Regions from separate parts of the Mus musculus genome. Here region 1 is linked to region 2. A link is a contact called in ENCODE POLR2A ChIA-PET data. All regions are on one chromosome and are shown on one strand. The core of a region is the stretch at or near the end of the contact, and the rest is flanking DNA. Distances in the headings are between cores, read along the strand shown. Region 1 holds the start of Cnpy4 (canopy FGF signaling regulator 4). Region 2 holds the start of Zkscan1 (zinc finger with KRAB and SCAN domains 1).

What was found. ChIA-PET counts read pairs that join two places held with the same protein, here RNA polymerase II (POLR2A).
Region 1: POLR2A ChIA-PET joins it to region 2 with 10 read pairs in Patski. The contact joins the promoter of Cnpy4 here to the promoter of Zkscan1 in region 2. POLR2A ChIA-PET finds 5 or more read pairs at or near these places in 4 of 5 experiments (Patski and embryonic stem cell).

Annotation. Positions count from the first base shown.
Region 1 is chr5:138,183,789-138,188,854 of GRCm38, reverse strand. Cnpy4 (canopy FGF signaling regulator 4) reads right to left here and starts at 1,320. Exons shown (of 6, transcript NM_178612.4): 1 at 1,135-1,320. The coding sequence starts at 1,270. It overlaps Taf6 (TATA-box binding protein associated factor 6), which reads left to right and starts at 1,629. Exons shown (of 15, transcript NM_009315.4): 1 at 1,629-1,685; 2 at 4,308-4,523; 3 at 4,930-5,016. The coding sequence starts at 4,368.
Region 2 is chr5:138,081,826-138,086,612 of GRCm38, reverse strand. It overlaps Zkscan1 (zinc finger with KRAB and SCAN domains 1), which reads right to left and starts at 1,529. Exons shown (of 6, transcript NM_133906.4): 1 at 1,382-1,529.

The DNA.
Region 1 (5,066 bases), core at 71-2,570, 100 kb before region 2:
AGAGAAAACCTGTCTCAAAAAAAAAAAAAAGTGTTTTTACAGCTCTCCCCTCACTCCAAAGTTGGCTTAGGGTCTGGGAAAACAGTTCTGTAAGTAAAGCACTTTTAAGCTTGAGGACCTGAGTTCAGATCCTAAGAACCTCTGCAATGTTAGGTGATGTGGCACACGCTATCCCAGCATTCTGAGGTCAGAACTAGAGACAGGGGGTTCATATAGTTAACTTCTGCCTTTAATCCCAGCAGAGGCAAGTGGATTTCGGAGTTAGAGACCAGTCTGGTCTACAGGCAAGTTCCAGGACAGCCAGAGCTATAAAGAGAAACCCTGTCTCCACCCCCACCCCGACTCAGAAGAGTGGGGACACAGATGCAAAAATAAGTGAGAGATTAGAATCAAGTCATGGGTGTCAATGATAAAAACATGTTGTTGGGTGTAAAGTGAAGCAATAATGAATCCAAAGAAAAAGTTAGAGTTAGGGAGCCACAGGATATTTATTCAGTGACCTGGCTTCCTCCCTGTTGGGGATGGGAGGGGTGGTTGGGGGGAGGGCATTTACTAATGTAGCCAGAGGCCATGCTGCTTGTTGTAAAATCCCTACAGTGCACCCCATCTGCAAAGCCTCACACCGATGGGCAACTTCTAAGTGGTGTGGTGTCTTCATCTTCTCTTTATGAACTTCAGCTGGGGACTTACTCACCTTTAAAACCCCTAAAGGGGGCCATCAGGCCTGTAATTTAAGAGCGTCTCTGCCAGGGCGGGACTCAGTATGCCTATAAGGAATGAGTATTACACCCCACCCATGCAGATTGTCCAGATTTTTAACAAGGAGAGAAACGACTGAGGAAGATGCTCCATAGAGCCAGCGTTACAGGTTCTTGAACTACAATTCCCACAATACATTGGGGCCCAAGCCCGCAAGAAAAACCTAGATCCTTCTGGATGCCACCTGGGAAATGTAGTGCCACCTTAACCCTGCTTTCCCTCCCTTGTTCCCATTCAAGTGTTACCAAGCTCCAACAGAACCTCTTTCAAGACAGTCTAGTGATCCATCTATCCTAGCCCATTTGATTCAGCCTAGAGTTAGAGAGGCAGGAGGTAGATAGGGAGATGTAAATAGCAACTACTCCGTTTCTGTACCTTCGCATTTGCTGGGCAAACGTTCTGTGTCATCTTCCTCCTCTTTTGTCGCCTCAGCCCAAGCACCGTACGCTGCCAGGATGAAAAGCAGTATCTCCAGCCGCACAGGTCCCATGATAAAACGCAGTCCACACATACAACCACCCTTTGCCTTCAGACCAACTTCTGGAAGGCAGCGGGCCCTTTAAATTTAGGCGAAGCCCGCAGCAAGCTTTAAAAAAAAAAAAAAAAAAATCATAGAACGGTCAGCGCATGCTCAGAGCCAGCCCGAAAGTGGGTGGAGCGTGATGGCTCAGTTTTGTGGCGCCTTCTGAAGGTCCTGACAGCTGGGTAATGAAGATACAAATTGAAGTAATTAGAATAGAGTAATATGATCTTTACACATGCACGTAGAATGAAATTTTTATATAATTTCAGACTGTGAAACGATATGGTCTATTTTGACATAGGGAAGAACAGTGATAACTTTTTGGCTTCTGCCAGGACCTACTCCTGTCAGGGGGCGGGGCCAAGATGGCGCCGAGCGCCGGGTGAGCGGCGCTTTGGCAGCGGTGAGAGGCTTTTACTGCTCCCGGTGCTTGGCTGGCGGGGGAAAGTCTGAGGTGTATCCGTGAGGAGACCCTTTGAAAGGGCCCATGTGAGGACTGGGAAGAAGACGGTTGGTTGTGTGTCCGTGCTCGTGGGGACCCTGTGCGTGACTGCACTGGAAGGATGGTGGGGCGATGTAGTGGCTTGTGAACCTCCTGTAGCGCTGCCCGGGTAATCTTCGAATCACTTCCCTAGCTGAGAAAAATGATGTAAAGATATAGCTCAAGTTATCCCTTCTCTAAGAAGTCTTCCTGTCGCTTCCACTGATCTGAGAAACTCCCGAGGCTGCTAGAGTGTTTTATGAAACCTTAGTGGCAAGGGTACCACCACAGAGGACTGGGACCCGACCAGGTACAGAGTATGTGCTGAATAATTGTATTTCCTGTAGACAAGATTTAACAAAAGTCTGAGAAGACTTGGAATGAAAAGAACCAGTCCCTAGCACTCAGTTCTGAACACTCTTGAGGTTGGTTTCATGTCCAGTGTCAGGCAAGCTCCTTTCCTTTTAACCACAGAGTAAACTCCAAGCTTGAGTCTGTGTCTTTTTCATTTTGGTAATTGTTATACCAAGTATTTAGTGAACACTTACACCTTATTCATGCTGGGCAGTGGTGGCTCACGCCTTTAATCCCAGCACTTGGGAGGCAGAGGCGGGCGGATTTCTGAGTTCTAGACCAGCCTGGTCTACAAAGTTAGTTCCAGGACAGCCAGAGCTATACAGAGAAACCCTGTCTCGAAAAACCAAAAAAAGGAAAGAAAAAAAGAAAAAAAAAGACTTATTCATATATTTAACAATGCCCTAGGCACCAGATAGGTCAGTGAACATAACAGACATATTCTTGTTTACTGGTGGGGTAAGGATAATAAACAAGAAGAAATAATAGCCAGGCTTGGTGGTAAACAGCTGTAAAAGGCAGGAGGCTCTCCAAATCAAGACCACGGGATGAATTCCAGACGAGCCTGAGACCCAATTGTAGAAGGGTTGTTTAACATGTGGAAGGTCTTAGATTTAATCTAGAGTGATTTTATATATATACATATTATATCACTATTATTAAGAAGAAGAAGAAAACATAGCAAACAGGTAAAGCCAGGCATGGTGGTATGTGCTTGCAATCCCAGTACTTGGGAGGTAGAGGCCAAAGGACCAGTGTTGTCTACCTAGTGAATTTGAAGCCAGTGGGGCTATAGGAGACCTGCCCCTAAAGAGAGGTGGGTGGGGTCAGGTAGTCAGCCAAACACGTTTAGGAAGAACACAACAAAAGCTATAAAGCCAAGTACATGTCTGTCAGATTTAAAGGACAGCAAGGAGAATGATGTCAGGGTAAAGTGGGAGGGGGCGGGGCAGGTGATCAGAGATATGAGAGAAAAGAAAGAAACCATCTTAGACAGGAACTTATTGCAGAGTCGGGATGGCCTCAAACTTGCTGTCCCCACTTTAGCCTCCAGGGTACTGGGAATATGGGTGTACAGCATGTACACTCTGAAGCCTGACATGAAACCCAAGGCAGTCCACTGAAATTAGAAGTGTTAACCCCTACACCTGGACAGGAGGCAAGGGGAGTCGTTATAGGAAAGAAATAGTTACCTAGTTTATATTTTGACAGACCACTTTGGTTTTAAGAAACAAACGCACAAAAAAAGCCAAGATGGAAATAGGAACACCTTGTCCAGCGACTGAGTTCAGCAGATGAATAGGTGATAATCATCTGGGCCAAAAAGGGTCGGGTTGGGCTGCCTGGTAAGTTTTAAAGTTCTGCTGGGAATCAAACCCAGGCCCATGTGCATGCTAAGTACCTTACTACTGAACCACATCTTCCAGCCTGGTGGATTTGATTTAAGCGTCCATATAAGAATGACTTGTGCCGGATGTGGTGATGCACGCCTATAGTCCCAGCACTTGGAAAGTACCCGGAGTTCAGGGCCATTCTCAGCCACATATGGAGTAAGAGACTAGCCTAGGCTACAGAGGCCCTATTTAAAAAAAAAAAAAAAAAAAAAAGCCTGAGCCAGGCAGTGGTGGTACACGCCTTTAATCCTATCATCCAAGAGACAGAGGCAGCCAGATCACTGACTTTGAGGCCAGCCTGGTCTACAGAGCAAGTTCCAGGTCAGCTGGGGTTACACAGCCTTGGGGTGGAAGGACAGGGGACAAACTGGTCTGGAGATGTAGCTCAGTTGTTAGAGTATTTCCCAGACCACAAAACTGTAGAGGTACATGTCTGTAATCCTAGAACTAGGAAGGTAGAAGCAAAAGAATCCAGAGTCAAGGCTAGCTTTCATTACAGAGTTTAAGGTGTGGCTACAGAAATCCTGTACACAAAACTAAGAGCAAACAAACAAAATTGTCACTGGGCATGTTAATACATGCCTGTAATCCCAGTACTTGAAAGGCAGAAGCAGGAGGCTAGAATTAGAAGTGTCACGGCTGCATAGTGAGCCCCTGTGTCTAAAAGGAGAAAGGACAGGCCAAGCTGTTGTTTGGTAGCTTTGCTTTGAGGGTGAGCTGCAAGGAAGGAAGGAAGGAACTCAGATGTAGGGTTTGAATTATTTTTCCTTTTTATCTTACCCCACCCCACTATCAGGATCTCCATCTTTCCATCCTGGGGAGGCATCCTTCCAGGGACAGGAGCTGGAATTCCAGCATGGCCGAGGAGAAGAAACTGAAACTCAGCAATACTGTGTTGCCCTCTGAGTCCATGAAGGTGGTGGCAGAATCTATGGGCATTGCTCAGATTCAGGAGGAGACTTGCCAGCTACTGACAGATGAGGTCAGCTACCGCATCAAGGAGATTGCCCAGGTAACCCTTTTGTCCAGCTTCCCTTTGTGCTAACACTCCAACCTCCTATGTAACTCCAGATATCCTTGAACTTCTGACCCTCCTGCCTCCACCTCCCACTGCTGGGATTGAGGTTCTAATACCATGTCTTGTTTATGGGATGCTGAGGATTGAACTCGGGTCCCTGTGCGTGCTGGGCTTTACTCACTGACCCGTATTTCTCAGGGTCAGAGATGAGTATCTCTTCTTAGTGGGGCATTGGTGGGGTATGCCTTTAATCCCAGCACTTGGAGTCAGAGGCAGGGGGAATCTCTTGAACTTGAGGCCAGCTTGGTATATACAGAGAGTTCCAGGAGAGCCAGAGCTACACAGAGAAAACCCTGTCTCTGAAAACAAAAACAAAATCTCTTTCCCCCCCACCCCCTAGGATGCCCTGAAGTTCATGCACATGGGGAAACGACAGAAGCTCACTACCAGTGACATTGACTATGCATTGAAGTTAAAGAATGTGGAGGTGATTTGGGGGGACTTGAAGGAGACAGGCGGCTTTAGAGTGGGGAGACA
Region 2 (4,787 bases), core at 280-2,779:
CCAGAACTAGAGAGACCCCTCCCCGCCCCCCCCTTTTTTTAATCTATCTAAAGAATATCAACACCACCACAGAATGAAAAGCTAAGATTTAAAACTTAGTACACTGGCCTGGTTGTATCTAAATATAGTATAATGCACTTGAAATTTTTCCTGTTTCCTTCATGGAGACATGAAGTAGAGGATCAACAAAAGAAAATAGCATTCAGCCGCAGGCATTTCTGTAAGTTAACAAAGATGATCCTGAATAAAATAACAAGTAAGAATCTTGTGTGGTAATTGAAAGAGGACACAAACCTGAAAGAAAAAAAACATCTGGATAATTCTTCACTACAGTTTCCTTATAATAAAGGTATTTTCCCACATTTGGCCAGCTTTTCTAGTAACTTCACTTGATGTGGTTACAATGAATTCTTCATAATTCCAACAAGTATTTATTGACTGCTTTCAATCCGCCTAGCACTGCCCTGTACAATAAATGCTTTCTTTGGTCCCAGGCCATGGAACAGCCACTCTCTATAATCAATGTGTGTGTGTGCTGTGTGTGTGTAGGGAGGGGAAGGAAGGGGGAACTTCAAACTAAATGAGCTGCCTTTTTTTTTTTTTAAATTACAATTACATTTACCAACTCCACTCATTTCAAGTTTGAAGAACCTTTTTGAGCAAAGGTAGTTAATTTTATGGATAATAAAACTGACAGTTGGCAAATGTCTAATCTCATCTAAGGTCATTAAGCTGATCAATCTCCTACTGGCCCAGTGTGGTTTCTCCCAGATACCCTTCACGTCTCACTCATTGCAATCAAGCAAGGTGAACTAACACTCCACTAATCTCCCAGATAGCACAGTTAAACAGGCTTAAACCAGCAAGAGGTCTTGAAGCATTGCATAAAGCTGACAGCCGGCTGTTAATTTCTACTAGATCTTTTAACCACCGTCAAGCCGCCAGCGCTTTCGCTCAGCGTTGGGAGATGGAAAGACAGAAAAGCAAGTGATCCGGAAATGTTTTCGGAACCTCAAACCTGTACAGAGCTCAAGGTCTTCCGCGTCGTTTATCTCAAGATTCTCAAGGACCCAAGACGCCCGGAGAAGTAAACGACAGCAATAAAACGAAAACCACACAAAACACTTTCCCCTGCAACCACAGCAAATGGCGACAGGAGGGGGGGAGGGGGAGAAGAATCCAGACACGGGGATCACGTCCATTTGTGATCTTGTCCTCAGAAATGTTATACAAGGATGATGACATGAAAGAGCTCCCCACTGACCCCAGAGATTCGAGCACCGCCGGGACCCCGCAGGGCTCCTTTCCAAGTCCCCCCGGGTGGTCACACGGTCCACCCTCGCAGCCCGCCCGTCCTCCGAGAGTCCGCCATGAGACTCACCGTGAGTCTCCGGAGCGGCCTGGGGACGCCGGGCGACCAAGCACAGCTTGCTCTGGGTTCAACCCGACCGAAGGGCACTGCACACCGACATAGGCCCTCCCAATACCTCGCCACAGGCACAATGAGTCACAAAGACCGGAAGTAGGTCAGCACCTCATCTTCCGGGATCGAGTTGAGCTTCCGGGTCTCCTCTAGGAACACGGGAGGACTTTGCATCTCGGTTTCTGAATTTCTTGTTCCGAGTCTCCCTACCCAACACCCCCCCCCCCCCAGCCCTGATTGCCTGTCTTCAATTCCAGAGGTGACAGATAGAGATAAAGTGATCCTGTTTAGGGTGTTCAGGTTTTTTTTTTTTCCTGATGTAGTATTTTTCAGCTCTATATTTGTTACTTTCTTCCCCATCTTTTCCATCTTGGGCAGTTATCAATAATAGTAATTGTATGCCTGTGGCAGAGAAGCTGAAGCAAGGGTGTAGATGGAGTTAGATCAAAGCCAAGCCAGGGGTGTCTGGTTTCACAGATCAGCCCTGGTGAGGTTTGCCAGTTGAGTGCATGGTGTTTCCAGATATGTGGCCCGAGGATAAAAGACTATCTTTCAGTAAACAAGCTACTTACACTGGTTCTGTAGAATATGCTATTATAGCACTTTAAAAGGATCTTTCAGAGGAATTACAGACGCTCAACAATTACTGCCTTTATCTCTTTGCCTTGTGGGCAATACAGAAATGAGGCTCCACCTTATAGAAGGCTCTATATCAAAGGCAAGTCCACAAGGAAGAGACCATACAGCATGGGGGAGATAACTTTATAAAACAATACTCCAAAATTAAAAAGCAATTGAAGTATTGTTCCTTTTTTATTAATTGATTATTAATTAATTCACTTTACATCCCAATATCAGCCCCCCTTCTCCCAGTGATAGGTTATTTCTCCGCCAGTGAAACGAGCCCATTCAGGCTAGATTATATTATAATAAAGGCAGGTTTATTGGGAAGCTGCTCTTGGTAGAGTTCACTGGCCCCAAGGATTGAGGCAGGAGAGTTGCAATGGGAGGGGAGGCAGAAAGAGAAAGGGCTTACATGCAGAGAAAGAAGAGAAGGAGAAGGAGGAGAGCAAAATGTTTGGATTATAAAGGGAAGAGTCTCTGGGGAAGGGCAGCCCAAGCCCTGGGATGGAAAGTTCAAGGCTGGGGGCAGGGTATACCAGGTAGGATCTGAGGGATGCTGGGAGAACCTGAAGACCAGGTCTGTTTTGATATGTAAAATATTCATCTCAGTCCCCTCTTCTGGGGTCCAAAACCAAACACCCAAAACCGCCTTAGGCAAGTCATCCTCCAATTCCACCTTCCCCTATTTGCAGTATTGTTAAAGGAAACAAGGAGCCAGCCATTCACTTGGAGAAGTAGGAGAAACCTTTATTCATGCATGGACTACAAAGCACGCTTGTGCTTTGAAGGGTTCAGTCCCCTTGGCAGTTTCTTACAGCTTTTTGTAGGTCAGGTAGTGGGGTTGTCATCCATGTCTTTGTGACAATCTTAGAGTGGACTCTGATCCCCTTAATCATTAAAGGGAATTTAGTTAGGCACGTTTACAGGAACAAATAGCTAGCTAGGTAGATAATAATACACAAACACTTGGCAGGTAGCAATAAAATATACAAGCATTTGCAAATAACAACACATTTTGGCTGGTAAAAGATGTTTATCTTAGCAAACATAAATGGTATCTGCAACATGACCTTTGTCTGCTGTGACAAAATTTCTTTCAGACAGCTTCTGGCAAGTGTTTGTTTTTCCCAGATAAGAAGTAAGGGGTTTTTTGTTTTTTGTTTTTTAATAAGCAAACAAACTCCTCTAAGTAAAAGTTTAGCTCACATACAGCTTTTAGGCTAAGGTTTTTGTTTGTTTGGTTTTCCAGACAAAGGTTTTTCTGTGAAGCCCTGGCTGTCCTGGAACTTTGTAGACCAGGCTGGCCTCGAACCCACAGAGATCTTCCTGTCTCTGCCTTCAAAGGACTGGGATTAAAGGCTTAAGATTTTTATTGAGCCAGTATAACATGCTGTTGGCTGAGAAGACCTGCCCTAGAACACTTGTGGTGCTGTCCAGTGTGTTGAAGGTCCAGATGGAACAAAGATGGAAGGAGGAGGAAACGGACATTTATGTGTAAGCTTAATGATAATAATAATAATTATAATAATAACAATTCTTTTCTTCCTCCTCCTATTTGTCTTCCCCCTGCTCCTTCTCCCTCTCCTTCCCTGTGTGCATGTGTATCTATATGTGTGGGTGCAGGTGTGTTCATTGCATAGTGTCTATATAAAGGTCAGAGAACAACCTCAGGTGTCCATCAGTTCTGTCTTCCCTATTTAAGGTGTGGTCTTTTGTTTTTTTCTGTGCAGCCCTGGCTGTCCTGGAACTCATTCTGTATACCAGGTCTGGCCTTGAACTTACAGAGATCCACATGCCTCTGCCTCGAATGTGCTGGGATTAAAGGTAAAAGTTTAGCTCACATACAGCTTTTAGGCTAAGGTTTTTGTTTGTTTAGTTTTCGAGACAAAGGTTTCTCTGTGCAACCCTGGCTGTCCTGGAACTCTGTAGACCAGGCTGGCCTCGAACCCACAGAGATCTTCCTGCCTCAACTTGGCTGTCTTGACCAATGGTCTGGGGGATTACTAAAGTTTATCTGCTGGGGTTAGTCTCAAACTGCTGAGGCAGGAAGATTGTTAAGTTCAAAGTGAGTTCAAGGACAGCTTGGGAAACCTAAAAAGGAGGTGGGGCTGAATAGACTGTGGCTCAGCAGTTACGGAGTTAAGTTCTCTTGCAGAGGACTGGAGTTCAGTTCCTAGAATCCACATTGGGTTGGTCACAAACACCTGTAACTCCAGGTCCATGGAAGCCAAAGCTCTCTTCTGACCTCTTTGGGCACCTCATGTCCTCATGTGCATAAACCACACATAGACATACATGCACACATATAACTGAAAATTAAAATGAATTTTAGGAAAAGAATAGAGAGCTGTTGTCCTAGAATCAGCAGTCAACTTAGCACAGCCCCGAGTCACCTGGGAAGCGGGAGTCTCACCTGTGGAATTGCGTCTATCACATTGGTCTGTGGAACTTGTTTTGTTTTGTTTTGTTTTGTTTGTCGAGATAGGGTTTCTCTGTGTAGCCTTGGCTGTCCTGGGACTCACTCTGTAGACCAGGCTAGCCTCGAACTCAGAAATCAGCCTGCCTCTGCCTCCCAAGTGCTGGGATTAAAGGCGTGCGCCACCACTGCTGGCGGAACATTATTTTTATTGATGTGGGAGGATCTAGCCCACTGTGGATGCTGTCTCTGGGCTGGTGGGTCTGAGCTATGTAAGAACGGTAGCTGAGGACTGGAGCGATGGCTTAAAGGTTAGACTCACAA